Linked DNA regions of Homo sapiens: region 1 is linked to region 2. Evidence: read pairs that join two places in POLR2A ChIA-PET (ENCODE). Cell type or tissue: OCI-LY7. All regions are shown on one strand.

Region 1 (5,000 bases), 85 kb after region 2:
TCCAGCTTGGATGACAGAGCGAGAATCTGTCTAAAAAAAAAAAAAAGCAGTTACTGGAAGGAGTTACCTTCATCATAGATCACTATTCCTATTTCTCAAGTTTCCACCGACTCCACCTCTCTCCTCAAGGCCAGTCTTGGGCATGCCTTGCCTTTAGATGGCACTTTAGGGCAATCTAATGTGCCCAACAGGAGAGCCTGGTTTGTTAAACGGGAGAGCCTTATCCTGTGAATATCAGTGCTCTATCCAGAACAGGTTCTCTGTGGTCTCAGAGGCAGTCCCCAGCTACCTAAGAAGTTTGGCAAAGCGAATGCACTTCTCAAGGTGCCAAAGCCACTCGGTGGACCCCAGTCTTAGGAGACACCAGACAAGGCTGTAGGGACAGGTGCTGGCTCCGCAATGACACGGGTTCAGTTCCTAACTCGGTATTTCCTGTGTGGCCTTGACGGGTCTCTTAATCTCTTAAATTTCTTGGTCATAAAAAAATCAAAAGAAAAGTGAACCTTGAGGCCATTATGCCAGGGGAAATACGCCAGTCACAAAAAAAGACAAATACTGAATGATTCCACCTGTATGAAGTATCTAGAGGAGCCAACTTCAGAGAGACAGAAAGTGCCACGGTGACTGCCAGGGACGAGGAGAGGAGGGAAATACGAAGTTGTTGTTAAATGGGTACAGAGTTTTGGTTTTGCAAGATGAAAACATTCTGGGGATTCATTGCACAACCACGTAAACGTCCTTGACGCTACTGAAAAGTACGCTAATGGTTAAGATGGTAAATTTTATGCTTTGCGTAGTTTGCCACGATTTAAAATATGTTAAAAAATTTTTTGAAAGAAAGGAAGGGAATTTAGCTAATGCTTCCTTTGCAAGATTGTTTCGAGGATTTGAGGTAAAATGCCAGAGTAAAAAGTAGATGGTGGCCGGGCGCAGTGGCTCACACCTATAATCCCAACACTTGGGGAGACCGAGGCAGGCGGATCACTTGAGGTCAGGAGTTTGAGACCAGCCTGGGCAATTTAACAAGTCCCCCATCTCCATAAAAAATACAAAAGTTAGCTGGGCGTGGCAGTGTGCCTGTAGTCCCAGCCACTCGGGAGGCTGAGGCAGGAGGATCGCTTGAGTCCAGGAGGTAGAGGTTGCAGTGAGCTATGATTGCACCACTGCACCCCAGCCTAGGTGACAGAGTGAGACCCTATCTCAAAAAAAATAAAAGAAGTAGATGCCTAAATAAATGTTAGTTCCGTAGCTGCTGAAGAAGCTCAGGTTTTGGGGGAATTGTAAAGTCCTGCCTTCAGGAAAGGGTGGTGAGGGGTAGAGGTGAGTTCTCACCAACAACTCAGCCAGAGTTTATAGCCTGATACGGCTACATTAATAGAAATACAGTTTCTAGAATGAAGGAGGTGGTGATTCTGCTCATTGGCAGCAAGGAGTCCGTGCCTAGGAAATTCCATTTTTTAAATTTATTTATTTTTCTTCTTTGAAATGGAATTTTACTCTTGTCATCTAGGCTGGAGTGCAATGGCACGATCTCAGCTCACTGCATCCTCCACCTCATGGGTTCAGGCAATTCTCCTGCCTCAGCCTCCCAAGTAGCTGGGATTATAGGCGCCCACCATGCCCAGCTAATTTTTATAGTTTTAGTAGAGACGGGGTTTCACCGTGTTGGCCAGGCTGGTCTCGAACTCCTGACCTCAGGTGATCTGCCCACCTTGGCCTCCCTAAGTGCTGGGGTTACAGGCAAGAGCCACCGCGCCCAGCCGGAAATTCCATTTTAGACTGGAAGCCACAGTATAAGGAAAACAGCTCCTTGGAGTGCATTCAGAGATGACTCCATGGCCAGGACAGGGAGGGGCTCTAACATAAAAAGAACTAGGGGGTTCGGAGACGTTCCTAATCTTGGGGTAGCAGGGAAAGACGGCAGCACCACTGGACAGCAGGAGCAAGAGGAATAATTTCAGGAATCTGGGACGCGAAAAGATAAGGGGGAAGGGTCATGGGGGCATTTGTGGGTTCTGTCCTTGTAGTTCTCAAGAGCCGACCAGAAAGAAAGGCCAGGGGACGGAGCCAGGCTTTTTCTGAGAGACCCCTGTAGACCCCAGCCAAGCATAGAGGCTGGCGAGAGGAAACTTTTTTGTTTTTGCTTCTGAGACAGTCTTGCTCTGTTGCCCAGGCTGGAGTGCAGTGGCACAATCTCAGCTCACTGCAACCTCCCCGTCCTGGGTTCAAGTGATTCCCCTGCCTCAGCCTCCCAAATAGCTGGGACTATGGGCATATGGCTCCCCATCCTGGGTTCAAGCGATTCTCCTGCCACAGCCTCCCGAGTAGCTGGGACTACGGGCATATGGCTCCCCATCCTGGGTTCAAGCGATTCTCCTGCCTCAGCCTCCCGAGTAGCTGGGACTACAGGCATATGGCACCACGCATGGCTAATTTTCTTATTTTTAGTAGAGATAACTCCTGGGCTCAAGCGATCTGCCCACCTCGGCCTCCCAAAGTGCTGAGATTACAGGCACATGCCACCACACCCAGCTAATTATTGTGTTTTTAGTAGAGACGGGGTTTTGCCATGTTTGCCCAGGCTGCTCTTGAACTCCTGGGCTCAAACGATCCACCCACCTCTGCCTCCCAAAGTTCTGGGGTTACAGGCATCAGCCACCATGCCCAGCCAGGAAGCTTATTCCCAGTGGTCTGGCTCTCCAGAGTTGCCACGCTGAAAGATGCTTGCTCTGGAGAGAGTGAGCTCCCTGTCACCAGAGCTATGCAAGCAGATTCAGGCCAGCCCTCCCAGAGAGCATGAGATGGGGAATCACGCACAGAGTGGACCGAAGGAGGGATTGAACAAGAAGGCTCAAAGGGTCCCTTTTGACCCTGAAGTCTAGGATTTCGTGAAGCTACAGGTGAACCCATTGGCATGAGAAGCATCCAGGGAGGAAAGATGCAAGCCCTTGGAATATCGAGAGAATATTTCCAGCAGGAAAAGAAGTGGAAGGTTAAAGGAAAGCCAGAGAAGGGGACGTTGCCCTGGGCCATCAACTAAGAGAAAAGCTGCCCAGAGCCAGGCATGGTGGCGGCGGTGCCTATAGTACCGGCAGTTGGAGAGGCCGAGGCAGGAGCATCACTTGAGCCCATGAGTTTGAGACCAGCCTGGGCAACATAGTGAGACTTTTTTCTCTACAAAAAAGTTTAAAAAAAAAAAAATAGCCAGGTGTGGTGGTGTGCACCTGTGGTCCCAGCTAACCCAGGAGGCTGAGATGGGAGGATCTCTTGGGCCCGAGAGTTCAAAACCAACACCAGAGATGCGGGTCAGAGAGTGGGCTGGTAGGACGGGACCTGGCCAGGCCTGTGGGAGGGTCTGAGTATGAAGGATTCATCCTGGGAGCAGTGAAGAATCGTAGGCGGGATTGAGACATCAGGTTTGAGTTCTAGAAGGATCTCTCTGGCTATACATTGGAGAACAGATGGGAGTGGAAAGACCAGAAGCCAGGAGAGCTGTGGGAGGCTATTGTGTAAGTATGGGGAGAGATGGCATGGGCCTGAGCTGAGGCCATCCCTGCGGAGGTGAGCTGGAGGCGGGCTGGGCAGGAAGAGGAGGGCGCAGACACAGTCCAACACTGGTGCAGGTGGCAGGCATCTGGACCAACACCTTTCCCATCAGGAAACCCCCCAGGAGGAGCAATTTACTAGCTCACTGGCATACAACATTCGTTTTCCCTGGGTGTGTAGTTAGAATGTTCTACGGAGACCTGAAGTGCTCGTTTATTGCTCAACCACTGTGCTCCTGTTATGGAGAAGTAGCAGAGGGGTCGGCACCTGTCAGTTATGTCCGAGCCTCATTCACACCTGTTTGTTGAACATCAGGGCACTGGCATAAATACTCACTGTCCCAATTGGTGACAGTAAAGGATCAGATCTCTTGAGACTTCATGGTCAATAAGAAGCCACAGCTTTACACTTTGAACTGCATGTGAAACCCCGTCCCGTCCGGGGGCTTTCAGCAATTCACAGCCTTTTTGTGGTGAAAAAAAGTGGCCCGCCCACCACCCCTCCGGGGCCTCCTTTCTGAGCAGTGGTGATCCGAGTTGCTGGTGGGTCTCAAACTCCTGGGCTCAAGCTATCCTCTCGCCTTGGCCTACCAAAGTACTGGGACTACAGGCATGAGCTACTGCGCCCGGCTTTGAAGCCAGCATTTCTTTACTACCTACGAGGCCTGCTCAGAGTCCGTGCTCAAAAAGATGTATTGAATGAATATGGGCTTTGACGCACAGGCTGGAGCGCAGTGGCATGTTCTCCTAGCCCACAGTGGGGCTGGGAGGGAGTCATTGAAGTGAGCTGCCCTCTTCCTGTTCACCTGCCTGGTGTTTATGTCACAAGACTGCCCTAGTGGAGGACTCTCCAGGTTGAGGTTAGGGGTTGGAAACCACAGCTGACCCTCACCACGGAGAGTGGGTCTCCATGGAGGCCTTGGCCACTGGTGCAGCATCAGCGTGGGACACGTGGTGGTCAGCATTTGGTCTCCAGCTGTGGTAGCTGTTCCCGACCTCCTTCCTGCAGAGTCAGTGACATGGAGTTACCTCTGGGAGTCGAGATGTTCACTGTAATTGCATGCTGCGGGTAGGGCAGCAGGGCCTTAGCCCATCATCAGCTCCTGGGTCTACTTTGTTCCTCGGGGGACTTGCTCATCTCTGGTGTCCTCAAGCCTGAGTTTTAATGGCCATGCAAGCAGAGAACAAGAGACAAAACCTGGGGCCAAGAAGGGGGTGGAAGATTGGATCAGAGAAAACCCCCCTCCCCCGCCATATAAAACCAGGGACTTCAAAGGCCACACTCTGAAAGTGTAAACTGGCAGGGTGGGGGAAGGAGTCTGCCCTTAAAGGGGAGACGGTGAGGGTTCTCTCTTGTTGGTTCCAGAGGGAGAAGAAAATGAGCCTCCCAAGAGAATTCCTAACCACAGCCACCTCTCCACAGGTCTGGGGCCATGTCGCACATGAGACCCCCCA
Region 2 (5,000 bases):
CGTGCCTCAGCCTCCCAAGTAGCTGGGATTACAGGCGTGCGCCACCACACCTGGCTAATTTTTGTATTTTTAGTAGAGATGAGTTTTCACCATGTTGGCCGGGCTGGTCTCGAACTCCTGACCTCAGATGATCCGCCCCCCTCAGCCTCCAAAAGTGCTGGGATTACAGGCGTGAGCACCATGCCTGGCCTGTGTTCTGAGCATTTTGTCACCAACTCTGGCCATCCAACCTCTAGGATGTCTCAATTCCAGCCACTTGCCTTCACCCAAACTCCTGCCCTACAGTCTGCAGTTCACGGTGGCATGAGTCTAAGTGCTTACAGGGCGGCCAGACTCTTCCTGGCTAATCGCCACCGACCCCTCTGGATTAACCTGTTGAGACGCCACTTCCTGACAGAGAGGTCTTCCTGGCCTCCCCAGCTGGTTTAGGGGACCCTTCCCATGCACACACACACCCTGGCCGGGGACCCTGCCATTCACTTCATCATAATTCCTTGGTAACTGTTTGGCCGAGAGACTGGTTCAGTGCGGTTTTGTCCCTATTTCCTTTATATCCACCCCAGTGCCTGCCATGTGGCAGAAACTCCATAAATATTGCTAAATGAATGCAGAAATTAATGAATCAAATTATTTCTTCAAAATGCTGAGTGTTTTTTTGGTCTCAGGCTCCTACTGTTCCCACTGAACCACCCTCCCGAGGTTGAAGCTTCCCAGTGAGGGCGAGCACTGCAGAGCACTAAGACAAGTCAATTGCAGGAGAACAGAATGTATCTTTTATTGAGTTGTAGCAGTTTAATAGCTGTCTGAACTCTCATTTTACTTTGTTGTCATTCTATAAAGATTTACATGCCTGCATGGACATTTATACAGCACTTAGCATTCGGAGTTGCCCAAACCAGCACATGTGCATCTGAGGACTTCGGCTCTGGGGCCGGCCCTTGGTGTCTGGGATCTGTGTTTGGTTTACCAGACGTCCCGCCGGCGCCCCAAGCCCAGCACACAGGGTAGGATCTCCCTCCACCCCAGCTTATCCCCCACCATCCCCACCCGCCCCACTTCTCCCTTGGTGTTCTGGCTCCTCCCTCTTCTTCATCTTCCACCTTCTATAATTTCCTTCACATTAAAGACACAAAGGCCAGGCATGGTGGTTCACGCCTGTAACCCCAGCACTTTGGGAGGCCGAAGCAGGCAGATCACCTGAGATCACGACTTTGCAACTAGCCTGGCCACATGGTGAAACCTCGTCTCTACTAAAAAAATACAAGACATTAGGTGGGCGTGGTGGTGGGCACCTGTAATCCCAGCTACTTGGGAGGCTGTGGCAGGACAGTCGGTTGAACCCAAGAGGTGGAGGTTGCAGTGAGCCGAGATTGTACTACTGCACTCCAGCCTGGGTGACAGAGCAAGACTGTCTAAAAAATAAATAAAATTAAAAAAAAAAGACACCAAATAAGCATTTAGCAATACAGTAGCATTGAACCCTCATGGTCCTCATGTACCTCTGAGTAGGTTTGGTAGTTCATACCTTGGTGTTTGTTCTTTTCATTTGCCACCAGATCGCTTCTTATTTCTTAGTCAGTTTCGCGAGTACTATCAGACTTGTCTTCCTGGGTATTACTCGGGTCAATGCCTGAGACCCCAGCACCCCTCATGCCCCACACCACACCCCCAGGGCATCAAGAACCAGGCTGAGCCCCAGGGATACAACAGCCAGCTCAGTTCCTGCCCTCAGACTATAGAGGCTGGTGGGAATATGGGCATTAAAAAGTAATTGCGACCGGGTGCAGTGGCTCACACCTGTAATCCCAGCACTTTGGGAGGCTGAGGTAGCTGAATTACCTGAATTACTTGAGCCCAGGGGTTGAAGACCAGCCTGGGCAACACGGTAAAACCCCGTCTCTACAAAAGATACAAAAGTTAGCTGGGCATGGTGGCGTTCGCCTGTAGTCCCAGCTGCTCAGGAGGCTGCGGTGGGTGGATCACCTGAGCCCAGGAGATCAAGGCTGCAGTGAGCCAAGATCACGCCACTGCACTTCAGCCTGGGTGACAGAGTGGGACCCTGTCAAATTAAAAAAAAAAAAAAATTAGAAAAAAGAAGAAGAAAAAGTAATTGCACAAATAACTGAATTTTAGGTGCGATAAGCAAAGCCCACTGGGCAATGAGAGTATAGAATAAGGTGAATCAAGCAGGACAGAGGCAGCTGCCCTCAGGTGGCACCAACTGGGGCCAGGAGAAGAAGCCACAGGAAGCAGTTTTCTGACCAGAGAAAGCAGCAGCAGGGAGGAGCTGGGACAGGAAGGAGACCAGCAGGTGGGGAGAATGTCGGGTCAATGGGGCTTAGTGAGCAGAAGAGGAAAAGGACCCAGCAGCAGCCAAGCCCTGCAGCAGCCAGACGGAGACACTGAAGTAGTCAGAGGGGCTGTGAATAATGACTCTGGGGATCGGGCGCAGTGGCTTACTCCTATAATCACTGTACTTTGGGAGGCTGAGGCAGGAGAGGTATTTGAGGCCAGGAGTTCGAGACCAGCCTGGGCAACATAGCAAAACCCCCCATCTCTTTAAAAAAAAAAAAAAAAAAAAAGATGAACAAGTAAAATATGCAGCCTCTGTCTCTAGTTCAAGACCAGCCTGGCAACATAGCAAGACCCTCCCATCTCTTTAAGAAAAAAATAAACAAGTAAAATAGGCAGCTTCTGTCCCTTACTGTAATGAAATGAGAAATGTCTCTGCTCTTAAAATGTAATGTGACCCTCTCAGGTAGCTGGGAATATTCTGGAATGACCGCTTCTAACAGGCTCTTGCATAGCTGGAATTTTACTGAGTTCTAAGCAAAATTATGACAGTATGCATAATTCGTCAGTAATTAACCTTGTGTGGGTGACTTGCTCTTGCTTCTTGATACTTTTCATTTTTTTTTTTTTTTACAATGAGTATGTATTTATTTCTACAATGGTGGAGAACATAAATTAGTAAAATATTCAACTTGCAATCTTAGTTTCTGAATAGGCCTTATTAATGTATTGCAGATAAGAACTTAGTCAACTAGTTGTAGGGTAAAACACAAGTGTGACTTCTCTGTTCCAGAAACATCTTAGTAATGTTTTTGGGGGTTTTTGTTTGTTTTTTATTTTTTAGCAGCGGGGTCTCTGTTGCCCAACCTGGAGTGCACTGGTACCATCATAGCTCATTTAACCGCCTCCTGGCTCAAGTGATCCCCCTGCCTCAGCCTCCTGAGTAGCAGGAACTACAGGCACACGCCACCACACCTGGCTAATTTTTAAATTTTTTGTAGAGATGGGGTCTTGCCATGTTGCCAAGGCTGGTCTCAAACTCCTAGGCTCAAGCAATCCTCCCGCCTCGGCCTCCCAAAGTGCTGAGATTACAGGCGTGAGCCACCACACCCAGCCTAGTAATGGTGTATTTTAAAGAGTTCCTAGGTAGAAGAAAAAGACTAGGCACTCCAGAACTTCTGTGCTTTGGTTGCAAAGTTCACTGGAAGCATCTCTTTGCAAGTTGTCCTTGCCTCTGTCTGTGACCTGCTATCAGAACCGTATTTTACTGCTTGCTGAGATGCAGTTTAGTTCCTACAGACACAAACCCTTCAAATATAAAGGCAGTGCCTGGAAGGGTTTATTTTAAGATTTAAATCTTAGGAAGCACATTACCAGTGATATAAAATATTCATTGACTCATGAAACACTGCTAGAAGTCGCTGTTTCGTGACTGACTCGTCTCCCTTTATTTCCATAGGTTAACTGGTCTGCCTTTGTGAAAAGTAGATGTAGGTTTTTCGGAAGTCCTAAAAGAGAGCTGGCTGGAAAGAGTGCATTTGTAGGCCATTCCATTTTCAGAGCCTGCTCCCAAATGCCTGTGCTCTGAGGTCCTCCCCCTGGGAGAGGTTTCATTTTGGATGTAGGAAAACCATCTCTCCTGGTGACTATCCTTGTCGGCCTAGCATCTGAGAATCTAGAAATAAAATGGAATGTCATCATTTTTGAGAACTGCTTTTTAATGCTCCTCCAGGAGAATAAAATAGCAGTCTGGTTCTTGGTGCCTGCTACTTTCAAGTGAGGACACATTACAGGTTAAAATTAGAAAACACTGTTCTTTTATACTTCTTTCTCCACTGCCTGCCCCTCACTCAAAGATCCCACATTAAGACTCCTGGAAAAAAAGTTGAAGAAATCAGCCTGGCGTGGTGACTCACGCCTATAATGCCAGCACTTTGGGAGGCCGAGGCAGGCGGATCACCTGAGGTCAGGAGTTCAAGACCAGTGTGACAAACATGGTGAAACCCCGTCTCTACTAAAAATAGAAAAATTGGCCGAGCATGGTGGCGTGCACCTATAATCTCAGCTACTCGGGATGCTGAGTCACGAGAATCGCTTGAACCTGGGAGGCGGAGGTGGCAGTGAGCCTAGATCATGCCACTGCACTTTAGCCTGGGCAACAGAGTGAGACTCTGTCTCAAAAAAAAAAAAATGACAAAATCTTATGATTTCGTTAGAAATAGCCCCTGGTTTTCATGCCAAGAAGTTCATCAATGTGCCACTTGGTAGCCTTCTCGAAGGTGATAGAAATGTGGCCATTGCAGCCTGATTCTGTACGGTGACTCCAGTCCACGTATTCCAGGTCTCCAGGTGTTGGCAAACAAGACCTGGGACCCAGGGCCCCTCCGGAGAGCTCCCTGTAACTTCAGTAGCAGGAGACATGCGGGATCCCTTTACAAATCCTCAGTTTGCCTTCATAAAACATTTTCATTCATGTGATTAAGAAGTAATCACAGGCCCCAAACAAAACAGGACAGAAAGAGGAACTGGGTCTGGAAGAATAAAGCCCTGTGGGTGGCGGATAATGTGCTGACTCCTGTCCAGGATACAGGTCCCTGGCCCTAAGCTGGTCCTGAAACAGCCTCGGGGGACGAGGCTGTATGCTCTGTCCCAGTTACACTCAGGCTCCGGCATTAGGGAAATTGGAAACCAGGCATGGAAGCAGCGTC

What was found. ChIA-PET counts read pairs that join two places held together with the same protein. Peaks named below come from ENCODE experiments on the same cell type or tissue, not always from the same donor. Only the 100,000 strongest peaks of a DNase experiment are listed, where the experiment ranks them.
Region 1: POLR2A ChIA-PET joins it to region 2 with 5 read pairs; 5 of 35 experiments call an interaction of 5 or more read pairs at or near these places.

The regions. Positions count from the first base shown.
Region 1 is chr7:102,160,146-102,165,145 of GRCh38, forward strand. The region is part of intron 9 of CUX1 (cut like homeobox 1); the gene reads left to right. Among named protein-coding and RNA genes, the nearest start is that of SH2B2, 120 kb to the right of the region's middle. RefSeq lists enhancers at 2,940-3,835, 3,836-4,729. In OCI-LY7, no CTCF peak of the experiment used is centred here; no DNase peak of the experiment used is centred here.
Region 2 is chr7:102,074,968-102,079,967 of GRCh38, forward strand. All of the region lies in intron 4 of CUX1 (cut like homeobox 1), which reads left to right. Among named protein-coding and RNA genes, the nearest start is that of SH2B2, 210 kb to the right of the region's middle. In OCI-LY7, no CTCF peak of the experiment used is centred here; a DNase peak (open chromatin) is centred at 2,304.